Linked DNA regions of Mus musculus: region 2 is linked to region 1. Evidence: chromatin loops called from intact Hi-C (ENCODE). Cell type or tissue: heart. All regions are shown on one strand. Each heading gives the region's core, and the rest is flanking DNA. Links, peaks and the distances in the headings are about the cores only.

Region 1 (6,264 bases), core at 644-5,643:
AGTGGGTCCTGTGAGTGATGTAAACAGTGGCAGGAGTACTGAACCTTGGTGAGCTTACAGGACAGGATTACTCAGCAGCCTGCCTTCCCGGTGCCTTCCGGGTCGGAGTGTCCATCAGGAGTAAAGCCGTCATTGCTTATACAAGGAAAAGGTTGGTTTTCAACACATCCCTGCATTTCAACAGGTAGGTGGTGAGAACTCTGGATCATAGACACACTGGAAGTGTTAAAAAAAAAATTCCTTGTGTGACAAGTGTTTTCTGAGTGGTCCCAGATCTGTTGTAGGCCTTTATGGAAGAGAAAAGACAGTAACAGTGTAGTCCAGGGGAGCCTTGCTCAGGGTTGGTTCTGAAACTGAGTCCTACATTTAATATCTGCACAAGACTGCTAGCCAACATCTAGATCCAGAAGCCATAGCGTACCTCTGGGGAATATTTCTACTGACCGCACAGGACAGCCAGCTGCGGCGTCTCATGCCTGTCTCCTTGGCACTTAGGAAGCTGAGGCAGGGAGTATGTTGCAGGAATTTTGAAGATGACCTGGACCACCACGTGGTATGTTCCAGGCTAGAATGCAGAGACAAAGCCTGTCTCCAAGGGAAAAAGAAACCCCAGAGGGCAAGCCTTTCTTTAGATGATTTAAGTGTGGGCTGCCTTAAAGTATGATCCAGTCATTGCCCCCTCCCACTCTGCCCGCCCACAGTTTCTCATCCCATTCCTCCTCCCCCTGTCTCCAAGAAGATGCCCCTCCCACGCCCCACTGACACACACCCCCCGCCGCCCCCCGCCCTCCCTGCCACCAGGGCTCCCCACTCCCTGGAGCCTCAACTCCCAAGAGTTAGATGCATCTTCTCCCACTGAGGCCAGACCAGGCAGTCCTCTGCTGTATATGTGAACCAGCTCATGTATGCTGCCTGGTTGGTGGCTCAGTGTCTGAGAGATCTCAGGGGTTCGGGTTAGTTGAGACTGATGGTCTTCCTATGGGGTCACCCTTCTCAACTTCTTCCATTCTTTCCCTAATTCAACCACAGAAGTCCCCGACTTCAGTCCTTTGGTTGGGTCTAAGTATTCGCTTCTGTCTTGGTCGGCTGCTTGTTGGGCCTCTCAGTGGACAGCCATGCTAGGCTTCTGTCTGTGAGCACAACGTAGCATCAGTAAGAGTGTCAGGCCTTTGAGCCTCCCCTTGAGATGATCCCAACTTGGACTGGTCACTGGACCGCCTTTCCCTCAGTCTCCTCTTCATTTTTGTTCCTGCAGTTCTTTTAGACAGGAACAATTCTGGGTCAGAGTTTTTGACTGTGGGATGGCAACCCCGTCCCTCCAGTTGATGCCCTGCCTTTCTACTGGAGGTAGATGCAATGAGTTGGGCATTTCATCTAAGGTCCCTCCCTTTGAGTCCTGAGAGTCTTTCACCTCCCAGGACTCGGTTACTTTCTAGAGGTTTCCCCAATCTCCCCACCCCCAGGTTGCATATTTCCATCCATTCTTCTGGCTCTCAGGGCTTCTCTCCTGTCCCCACCACCCCACACCTGATCATGTTCCCCTTTTACACTCCCTCTTCCCCTCCCCTCTCTCACCAAGGTCCCTCCCTCCCTCCCTCCCTCCCTCCCACCAAGGTCCCCCCCTTTTGCCTCCTGTGATTGTTTTCTTCTCCCTCCCAAGTAGGATTGAAGCATCATGCCCCTATGGTATGGTGGGGCATCTTTTGAGTATATGACCAAGAGTGGTATAGCTGGGTCTTCAGATAGATCTATTTCTGATTTTCTGAGGAACCTCCAGATTGATTTCCAGAGTGGTTGTACCAGTTTGCAATCCCACCAGCAATAGAGGAGTGTCCCTCTTTCTCCACATCCTCTCCAACATGTGCTATCACCTGAGTTTTTGATCTTAGCCGTTCTGATTGGTATAAAGTGGAATCTCAGGGTCGTTTTGATTTGCATTTCCCTGATGACTAAGGACTTTGAACATTTCTTTAAGTGCTTCTCAGTCATTTGAGATTCCTCTGTTGTGAATTCTCTGTTTAGCTCTATAAGCAAGAACTGTTTGGAGGAAACTTGAGTTCTTTATATGTTTTGGATATTAGCCCTCTATCGGATGTAGGGTTAGTGAAGAAAATTTTCCCTAATCTATAGGTTGCCAATTTGTCCCACTGACAGTGTCCTTTGCCTTAAAGAGCTTTCTAGTTTCATGAGGTCCCATCTATCAATTCTTGATCTTAGAGCCTGAGTCATTGGAGTTCTGTTTTGTAAATCCTCCCCCTTTCCCCATGCCAATGAGTTGGAGGCTCTTTCCCACTTTCTCTTCAATTAGAGTCAGTGTATCTGGTTTTATGTTGAATTCCTTGATCCACTTGGACTTGAGCTTTGTACAAGGTGACAAATATGGATCTATTTTCATTTTTTTCTACATACTGCCAGTTAGACCATTTATTGAGGATTCTTTCTTTTTTCCATTGTATATTTTTGTCTTCTTTGCCAAAGATCGAGTGTCTGTGTGTGGTTTTATGTCTGGGTCTTCGATTCTATTCCATGATCAACCTGTCTGTCTCTGTACCAGTATCACTATTGCTCTGTAGTACAGCTTGCGGTCAGGGATGATGGTTCCCCCAGAAGTTCTGTTATTGTTGAGAATTGGTTTTGCGCCTCTTTAAGGATGGTTCATCTTCCAGGATCTCTGATTAGAGACATGGGTGTAGGTGGGAGCAGTTCCAGTTCTGGCCACTAGAGGGCGCGCCCCTTACGTTCCAATGCTGTTTCCTGAAATTGCCAAGCTTGAGTTTAGCAGTGTTTCCAGCTGTGTGGGCTTTTCCAAGAGTCGGCTGACTTCTCTTATCTGGGAGACGGTTAAGCAGGTGTTCTTGTGTAGAAAGTAACTTTTTATATTCTTTTGCAAGAGGTAACCCTTTCGCCAACTCTGTCTTCCTGCCCTTCCTTAGCACTATGAACAAAGCTCTGTAGGCTTTCCCTTTTGAATGGCGGAGGTGGAGCAAGGGAAGTGCCTCGGGGGTGTTGCTGACTTAAACGTGATAGTGAAAGAAAGAATTAACAACATGCTGTACAGTTGGTCTCCCTGTGGCCTCCAGGTCTCAGATAAGCAGCAGGTTTTAAAGCTGAGAATGTCAACACTCCGTAGAGGGGGTCCTGAGTGAACTTATGCCCCAAATACTAAAAAGTTGGCAGGAAGGGGTAGCTTTTGGGGGCAGTGGGGCATTAGCTGGAAGTATACCCAGAAGCTTACACGCTGGGCTCTGAGACAGAACCTTTCAAGTACAGTTTAAACAGATTCACAAAGAATGAGTCTTGAAACACAGTGGTGAACTCATGCATGAGCCCCGAAGGGACCCACAGAAAGACCCGTACTTGCAGAGGCTCCTAGAGGAGGCTCCATGCGTCACAGCCCCCGAAACCCTGCTGGCAACCAGGTGCCAGGTTTGAGTGTGACTTTCAGGTTCTGTGTCCGCTGGGCTGGAGGTTGGGAAGTCTAATATCCAAGTGCTGGTGGAGTTAGAGACACTGAGGACCCCTTTCATCTTGGCACTGTCTTTCTGGGTCATCACATCCTATTCATAAACAGGGTCCCCCTAGAGCTCCTGTAATCCATGAGGGTTCAGCCCCCACGACTAGTCACTTCCTATAGATAGGCCCACTTCCTTGAGTGGCAAGATTTTGACAGCAGTGGAGGTGGAGGAACAGCCCACAGCTCTAGACTCTTTCAAGTTTCTACTGTAACCCAACTCCAAAGTCAAACACAAGGTTCCGTCATCCCACCAGTGGCCCCATTTCTTCTGTACCAGTTCTACATTACTTTTATTCTCACTGTGACTGAACACCTAACAGCAGCAACTTCGGGAAGGTCAGACCTGCTTTGGCTCCTGGTTCCACAGAAGTTTCAGTCCACCGTGGTGAGGAAGATGTAGCATCAGGAGTAGCTGCCTGCTTAGAGGCAGGAGTATGAGGCAGTGACTCTTAACATGGTACAAACAGGAGGCAGAGAGCAGAGCCTAGAACCAGAGCCAGGTATGTCCTTCAAAGACAGACCCCTGGTCACCTACTTTTTGCCAGCTAGGTTACACAGCCTAAAATCTACACAGCCTTCAAAACAGTGCTGCAAGTTAGGAAATGAGTATTCAAAGCCTGAGCCTCTGAAGGAGGGTCCATAACACCTGGTCCATTGACCTGATAATCTAGAAAAGTTTACTCCACGTTCTTGAATTCGAGGTATTGAAATTACCTTCTATAAATCCATTGTTTTCTTATAAAAATAATAAAGTGGGACGTGAACACATGCTGACGTGTAACATAGTTTCTGTTCTGTGAAAACAGTAAGGTTGAAGAGCGGTGCCTAACATAAGTGAGGTACACAATGGGTGAGCGATGCGCGAACCATTGGGCATGTCTTGAGAGGGAACAGAATATCTGCAGGTATTGCTAACATTATTGAAAAGGTGCTATGAGTGCTGGAGAGATAGCTCAGCAGTTAGTGCACACACAATTAATACTAAGTAAATCTGCTTTTAAAAGATTTTTAAATGATGGTAGAGAACAGCTGGATAATAACATCTCTCCGTAAAAATAAAATAAAATTAAATAAAAAGACAAACAGAAAATAGTGGAAACCATTACATCATTCCCCAAAACATGCAAACAAGCAGACAAAGACCAGCAAACAAGAAAAAAAGATGACAGGATGACCAAAAATGGCCAAGAAAGAGGGAAAATTTATGCAGGAGTATAAAGCTACTACCAAACTGGTCAGCAAACTCCAGGGACTTGAGAGAGAGGAGGTCAGAGAGGAATAGAGCAGTTTGCAGAAGGGGGGCAATGTCTTTATCTTTCTCTCTTCAGGCTGAGAAGAGGCCAGGGCAGGGGCTGGTGAACACCAGGACGAAGATGCTGATGCCGTGGAGTCTCCGTGCTAAATCAGAAACAGAAACAAAGCCTGGGGTAAAAGCTGTCAATCAGGAAAGCCACTCCCAACACATGCGCGGGCATCCTGGTTCAGGATAGTTAGAAGATCCTCATAAGTAAGGTGGGGTCCATATGTTGGAGTAGAGCTACTGCTTCCGCGTCTCCACGTCGCCTGAAGATGTTAGCCCACAGGATGCTGAATGGAACACCAAAGTGCTCGTGGGGAGATGGGGAGAGGGAGTGAGAGAGCGAGTGTTTTAATACATTATTATGAAGATATACACATCATCCAAGAACAAAAATGACTGTCTTGAAGAAGAATGAGTACTGGTGAAATGTGGAGAAATTACATCCCTCAGATACTGCTTTTGTGGATAGAAGATGAGCCAACCATCTTGGAAAACAGCAGGGCAGATCTAAGGAGTGTAAAATAGGAAGATCATGGCGATTGGGGAATTATACTTTCAGATGTAAGTCCAAAGGATGTGAGACCCTGTCGTCATGATGTTATTCCTAATGGTAACAAGGTAGAAACAACCCAAATGTCCAACTGATAAATAATTCATAAACTTAAATCTCAGCCCTAGCCGCTGAGTTACTGACACTCAGTTGTTGCTGGGAGAGGGAAACTGGGGTTTTCTTCAATGAAGCGATACTTGATATCGCAACCACTGCAGGGCAGAACCCATATTAGAGTAGTCAGACAATACAAACTGGACTTGATGATTAATTTGCTTGTTTTTAGACAGAGAGAAGAGGAAGGAAGGCAGGTGGAGGAGGGATGAATGTGATGAAAATACATTGTATAATATTTTTGAAGAATAAAATTATGAGTTTTGAAATTTTGGTTTTGTGGTTCTAGGGCTTGTGCCTGGGGTCTTGCATAGAATAGGGACTCTACCATTCCCCTCTGTTAGGAACATATATTCTTGTGACAAAAGTCTAGGCACAAACATAGGGCTTTCTTGAAGTCCTTCCATCATGGAGGGAACAAGGATTTGAACTCACTGTAATAAACACACTCTGGGATGAATATACAGCCTTTTTGTCCATTTTACATCCTGCAATACCAAGTATGAGATCATGCTTATATTATATATATATGTATTAATACATTATATATTTACATATAACATTTAACATATACAAGTTTTATGATATATGTCATACATTATATAATATAACTTATTCACTTAAAATATATATGGATATATATTAATTCATGATATAATATATGAAATATGTACTGTGAAATATATAATATGTAATATATAGAATTATATAATATATAGTATGTAATATACAACATTTTCAAGATGATGCATGCTCAGGGCCCTGGGTTTTGATACCTAAACTTTT
Region 2 (6,264 bases), core at 606-5,605, 350 kb after region 1:
GATAAAGAAAGGGCGCCAGCTAAAACTGGAGAAGCAGGGGATGGGCAATGCTTCAGAGACCCAAGGTGATTCAGAACGTTGGGGATGAGTGCACCAGAGTCTGGGGAACCCTATGGGAGCACTGTCACCTGGACCCCTTCTCCCCTATAACCTACTTGTCATAGGACAAATGAAAAGACCACTGTCATCTATCTCCCAAGTGTGGCTGGTGTTAGTCCAGACCCCAAACTAACTTCCTGGCTGTTTCTTGGCTCTGCTTCCCTGGGACTCTGCTGAGCCTGTCTTGCACAGTGATGGCCACAAGAACTGCTTGTACAATAGCATAGCCATGGAAGCTCTGTGACAGCGGAAAGGAGTGAGTATAGCTCTTAAAAAGGGGACAGACCAACCGCCCATAGCAGTCCACCACCAACATAGACAAGGCAGGGTTATTGGAGTGAGATTGTAAAGGGGTAAGTGGCTATTTCTTTCTTAAACTTCTCATCTCCTTGAGCAAAAGACTTGGCTCCAACATTACATTTCCTTGCTACTATTTTTCTCCTTCCTCAAACTGTACATTTTGTATTTCTTGTTGTTCCACTTGCTCTTTTTCACTATAGATCTGCATCAGAGTATTCACTGGTAACGATGTGACAAAGTCAGAATTACATTGTCTTAAAATGTCCTTTTCTAACATTATTCAAAAACACTTCAATTTTATCCTCTGGTAGATTTTTTTTTTCCAACAAGCAGTCACATTCGTTGCCCAAATATCACAAGAATAGTCTCTAATATTATTTCCTTCTGAAACCTCTTGAGCTAAGCCTCCATAGTCTACATTGCTCTCAGCATGATCATCTTCAATACTACTGTGATGGCTCATTAAGTCCCACTTAGCGTTCAACCATTTTTCTAGTCCAAAGTCCAAAGTCTTCCACATTCCTTCAAATAAAAGCATAGTCAGGCCTGTCATAGTAATACCCCACTCCTGGTACCAACTTCTGCCTTAGTTACTGTTCCATTGATTTGAAGAGACATCACGACCAAGGCAGCTTATAGTATAGAGTGGTTGGTTAACTGGGATCTTGCTTACGGTTTCGGTTTCAGAGGGTTAGTCTATTATCATCACAGTGGGAAGCATGCAATCATGGTACTTGAGCAGCAGTTAAGAGCTTATGTCTTGATTTATATAGACAGCGAGAGCAAGAGCGAGAGAGAGAGAGAGAGAGAGAGAGAGAGAGAGAGAGAGAGTCGGGGGAGGGGGAGACAGAGAGACAGAGACAGACAGAGAGAGAAAGAGACAGAGACAGAAAGCATGGGCTTTTGAAACCTCAAAGCCCACACCCGTGACATGCCTCCTCCAGCCAAGCCATGTCTCCTAATCCTCCCCAAAAAGTTCTATTAACTGGGGACCAAGCATTCAAACATCTGAGCCTATAGAGGCCATTCTCATTTAAACCACCACATAGAATATCCACACTAAGAGTAACTAGACATTTCTTACCATTCCTATGGAGCCTATTATTATAGGATTCCTGTTCCTATAAGAACCAAAGTGGCAACAGCCAAGAATGTCTTATTACCTAAAAGAAAAGTTCTCAACTAGGTTCATTTGCTTTTTCAGGGGATCCTCAACAATGTCTGCAAATGTTTTTGACAGCTGGAGGGTGTCATTCCCATCTATGGAGTAGAAGACAGGGATGCTACTACACTCCCTACAGTGTGCACAAAGGCTTGACAGCCAAGAAGTATGCAGTCTAAAATGTCAGTGTGCTCAGACTGAGAAAACTTAGCAACCGTAAATGAAATTAAAAAGAAAAATGTTTGAAACATCATAAGGCTATTAGAACCTACTTATGGTTTGATGTCACTCATTTGTTTGCTAGAGCAACCCACCCTACTCCTGGTAACAATTTCTGTTTTAGTTAGGGTGACTAATGGTCATGAAACACCATGGCCAAGCAACTTGAGGAGCAACAGGTTTATTTTGTCTACACTTCCTCATCACTCTTGATCACCCAAGGAAGCCAGGGCAAGAACTCAATCAGGGTACGACTCTGCAGCAGGATCTGACTCAGAGGCCCTGGAGAATTGCTATTTACTGGCTTTCTCTTTGCTTGTTCAACTGGAATTTTTAGAGAATACAGGACCACCAGTCCAGAGGTGCCCCCGCCCACAATAGATTGTGTCCTCCTGCATCAATCATTAATTGAGAAAATGACCAACAGGCTTAGCTACAGCCAGATCTTATGGAAGAATTTCCTCAATTGAGGTTCCCTCCTCTCAGATGACTCTAGCTGTGTCAAAGTTAGCAGGCACAACTGATTCCTTATCAACTTGACACATAAACATATCAATAGCTTAGTAAGCATAACACTTCCTTTCTTGTTATCTCCAAGATATTACAATATAAAACATATCGAAAACTCTAAAAGTCCCAAAGTCTTTATAAATTCAAACACTTTAAAAATTCAGTCGCGGGGCTGGAGAGCTGGCTCAGTGGTTAAGAGCACTGACTGCCTTTCCAAAGGTCCTGTGTTCAATTCCCAGCAACCACATGGTGGCTCACAACCATCTGTAATGGGATCTGATGCCTTCTTTTGCTGTGTCTGAAGACAGGTACAGTGTACTAATATACATTAAATAAATAAATAAATAATCCTTTAAAAAATGTCTAGTCTCTTTAAAAATTCAAGTCTCTTGTAAAAGATCAATACTCTCAACTGTGAGCTCCTATAAAATAAAAAATAAATACTTTCTTATTTGAAAAGAAAGAACCAGAGCACAGTCACAAGCAAGGCAAAGCCAGGCCAAGTTCTAACCCTGTAAATAACTCTGTGTCCAGTGTCCTACTCTTCTGAGATACCCAAAGGGCTTGCCACAGTTCCCCCCCCCCCTTTTTTTTTTTTTTGTTTTTGTTTTTTTTGTTTTTTTTGAGACAGGGTTTCTCTCTGTAGCTCCAGCTGTCCTGGAACTCACTTTGTAGACCAGGCTGGCCTCGAACTCAGAAATTCACCTGCCTCTGCCTCCCAAGTGCTGGGATTAAAGGCGTGTGCCACCATGCCTGGCTCCCCTTTTTATAGTAGAAAAATATTCCTACATCTTTCTTTTAAATTTACTTTTTGAGAATTTTATATGGTATATTTTTATATTCTTTCCTGTTCCTCACCTCCTCTCAGATCCCTCTGCCTCCCCCCACCTCCTCATATCTACCTACCCAACTTAAAGGTATTTCTAGCGCTTAAAAAAACCAGCAAGATTTTGCTGAAAGGACCCTGATATAGCAGTCTCGTGTGAGGCTAGGCCAGTGCCTGGCAAGCACAGAAGTGGATGCTCACAGTCAGCTATTGGACAGAACACAGGACCCCCAATGGAGGAGCTAGAGAAAGTACCCAAGGAGCTGAAGGGGTCTGCAACCCTATAGGTGGAACAACATTATGAACTAAACAGTACCTGCAGAGCTCGTGTCTCTAGCTGCATATGTAGTAGAAGATAGCCTAGTTGGCCATCATTGGGAAAAGAGGCCCCTTGGTCTAGCAAACTTTATATGCCCCAGTACAGGGGAACACCAGGGCCAGGAAGTGGGAGTGGGTGGGTAGAGGAGCAGGGTGGGGGAAGGGTATAGGGGACTTTCGGGATAGCATTTGAAATGTAAATGAAGAAAATACCTAATAAAAAATTGGAAAAAGAAAACAAAAAACAAAAACAGCTCTCTAGTCCAAGGACTCCACCTAGTGGTTCATTCTGGAAGTAAGGAAAGTTGGAATCATGTTGATAGTTTGGGATATTTGTGTGGGGGAGGAGGGGATTCGTTAGTTTTGTTTTGTGTAATTTTTAAACAATCACAAGACAAAATTATAGAAAAGTTATATGACATAAAAATATTTTCCTGAACAATGTGAGAGTAATTTTCTGAAATAATGTCCACTATAATAGTGTCTCAAACACTTTAGAAGGCATTTCTTTTTTTTTCTATTAATTATTTATTCACTTTATATCCTGATCACAGTCCCCCCTTCATAAAGCCCCTCCTCCCATTCCCCCTTCCTCTCTGAGAAGGGGAGCCCCCATCCTCACCCCCCCCCCCCAGGTATCAACAGCCCCGCCTAGCACATCAAGTCACCACAGGACTAGGCACGTCCTCTCCCACTAAGGCCAGACCAGTTAGGGGAACAGGAACCACCAGCAGCAACAGAGTCAAGGACAACCCCTGCTCAGTTGTTGGAAGAGCCACACGAAGACCAAGCTGCACACCTGCTACATAATGTACGGAAGGCCTAGGTCCAGGCCATGTCTGCTCTTTGTTCAGTCTTTGGGAGACCCAAGGGTCCAGGTTAGTTGACTCTATTGGACTTCTATGGAATCTCTATCTCTAGATCCCTCAGTCCTTCCAGAAGACTCCTTGAGCTCTGTCTAATGTTTAGTCAGCTTCTGAGTGGAGCCTCTCAGAGGACAGTTATGCTAGGCTCCTGACTGCAAGTATTGTTGATAGTGTCCTGGATTGGTTCTGGCCCAGGGGATGAGTCTCAAGTTGGGTCAGTTATTGGTTGGCTATTCCCTCAGTCTCTACTCCATCTTGGTCCCTGAATTTCTTGTAGGCAGGACAAATTTTGGGTGGAAGATTTTGTGGGTGGCTTGGTGTCCTTATCCCTCCACTGGAAGGACACAGGAGGCAGCCACTTCAGGTTCCATATCCCTCACCACTAACTAGGATTCTCAGCTAGAGTCACTCTCATAGACTCCCTAGAGCCTCCCCTGTCCCACATCTCTGGCACATCCTAGAAATGCCCTACCCCACCCCACTCAACCCTGATTTTCCTTCACTCTCCCAGCCCTCTCCCTGGCTCTCCCTACACCTGATTCCCATACCCACCTACCCACCCCCATCCCCCTCCTTATCTCCAAAGAATGTTTTTAGATATAAGATGTAGCTAAGATTTATATTTAAAAACTATAAAGAACAAGAATAACCAAAGATATGAGAAAAAGTGAAGCTTGAGTGTTCTTTTATAAAGCATGTATTATTATTAAGACAGTATGATATTATGCCAGTAAACCCATAGAACAGAATGTCTAGTCCAAAAGCTGAGCTTCATGAGTTTGGACACTTGATTTTGACAAGAGTGGCTTTGAAGAGCTAAATAGAAAGAATGGTCTTCGAATATGGTGGTAACTTAATTTTCAGATGGTGCCTCAGTTAGGGTTTTATTGCTGCGACCACAGCAATTCTTATAAAGGACAACATTTAATTGGGGCTGGCTTATAGTTCCACGGGATTAGTTCATTATCACCATGGCAGAAACATGGCAGCATGCAGGCAACATGGTGCTGGAGAAGGAGCTGAGAGTTCTACATCTTGATTTACAGGCAACAGGAGAGTGTGCCATAGTGGGCATAGCTTGAGCACAGGAGATCATAAAGCCTGGCCCTACAGTGACACATGTCCTCCAACAAGGCTACAAGGAAGTGCCAGGGGCAGGCTTGTTAGAGAGAATAACCTGGAAACTGGTCTTGTTTGGGAGTAACCTAGGAGTAATGCTAGATGCTGACTTGTTAGTTAACTCGAGTTCAACCTTAGGTCAGGCTCTCTAAGATGGAGTCTAAACCCAGGATCTGGTCTCTCGATATCAGTGTTGGGTGAGTGGTGTGGTGGTTTGAAGATGCTTGGCCCAGGGAATGGCACTATTAGGAGGTGCAGCCTTATTGGAGGAAGTGTGTCACTGTGAGGGTGGGTTTTGAGACCCTCTTTCTAGCTGCCTGAAGACAGTCATCTCCTTTTTGCCTTTGGAACAAGATGTAGAACTCTCAGTTCCTCCAGCCCCGCGTCTGCCTGGATGCTGCTGTGCTTCCCTGCCCTGATGATAATGGACTGAACTCCTGAACCTGTAAACCAACCCCAATTAAAGGCTGTTCTTTGTAAGTCACCATGCTCATGGCATCATCTCTTCATACCAATGGAAACCATAACTAAGTCAGAAGCTGATATCAGGGACTTGGGAATTGCTGTGATAGGCCTGACACATTTTTGTTTGGAGGAATGTGGATTTGGGGACTTTGGAAGCAGTGAGTTGCATTAAGTGCTCAGTGAGCCATTCCAGGAGGAATATGGAAGACACTGATACTGAGGGTGTTTTCAACTGTGGAGATTGTTCTTATGCTGTTTTGGTGAAGAATGTTGCTGCTTTTTGCCCTTGTCTGAAGAGTCTACCTGAGGCCAGGGGAAAGAGTAAAGAGGCTAAGTAAGGTAAAGGAAGTCTCAGAAAAGCCCAGCATAGACTTTGTCCT

The links. Hi-C counts contacts between places; a loop is a spot of excess contacts. Peaks named below come from ENCODE experiments on the same cell type or tissue, not always from the same donor. Only the 100,000 strongest peaks of a DNase experiment are listed, where the experiment ranks them.
Region 2: a loop joins it to region 1, with 9 times the contacts of the local background. A loop is called at or near these places in 36 of 42 quality-filtered maps.

Annotation. Positions count from the first base shown.
Region 1 is chr7:65,702,187-65,708,450 of GRCm38, forward strand. No RefSeq gene overlaps it. Among named protein-coding and RNA genes, the nearest start is that of Gm33234, 12 kb to the left of the region's middle. In heart, for the core only: a CTCF peak has its summit at 2,714 (motif pointing right); a DNase peak (open chromatin) is centred at 2,715; H3K4me3 peaks cover 704 bases; H3K27ac peaks cover 708 bases; H3K27me3 peaks cover 377 bases.
Region 2 is chr7:66,051,837-66,058,100 of GRCm38, forward strand. No RefSeq gene overlaps it. Among named protein-coding and RNA genes, the nearest start is that of Snrpa1, 5.4 kb to the right of the region's middle. In heart, for the core only: a CTCF peak has its summit at 3,728 (motif pointing left); no DNase peak of the experiment used is centred there; H3K27me3 peaks cover 788 bases.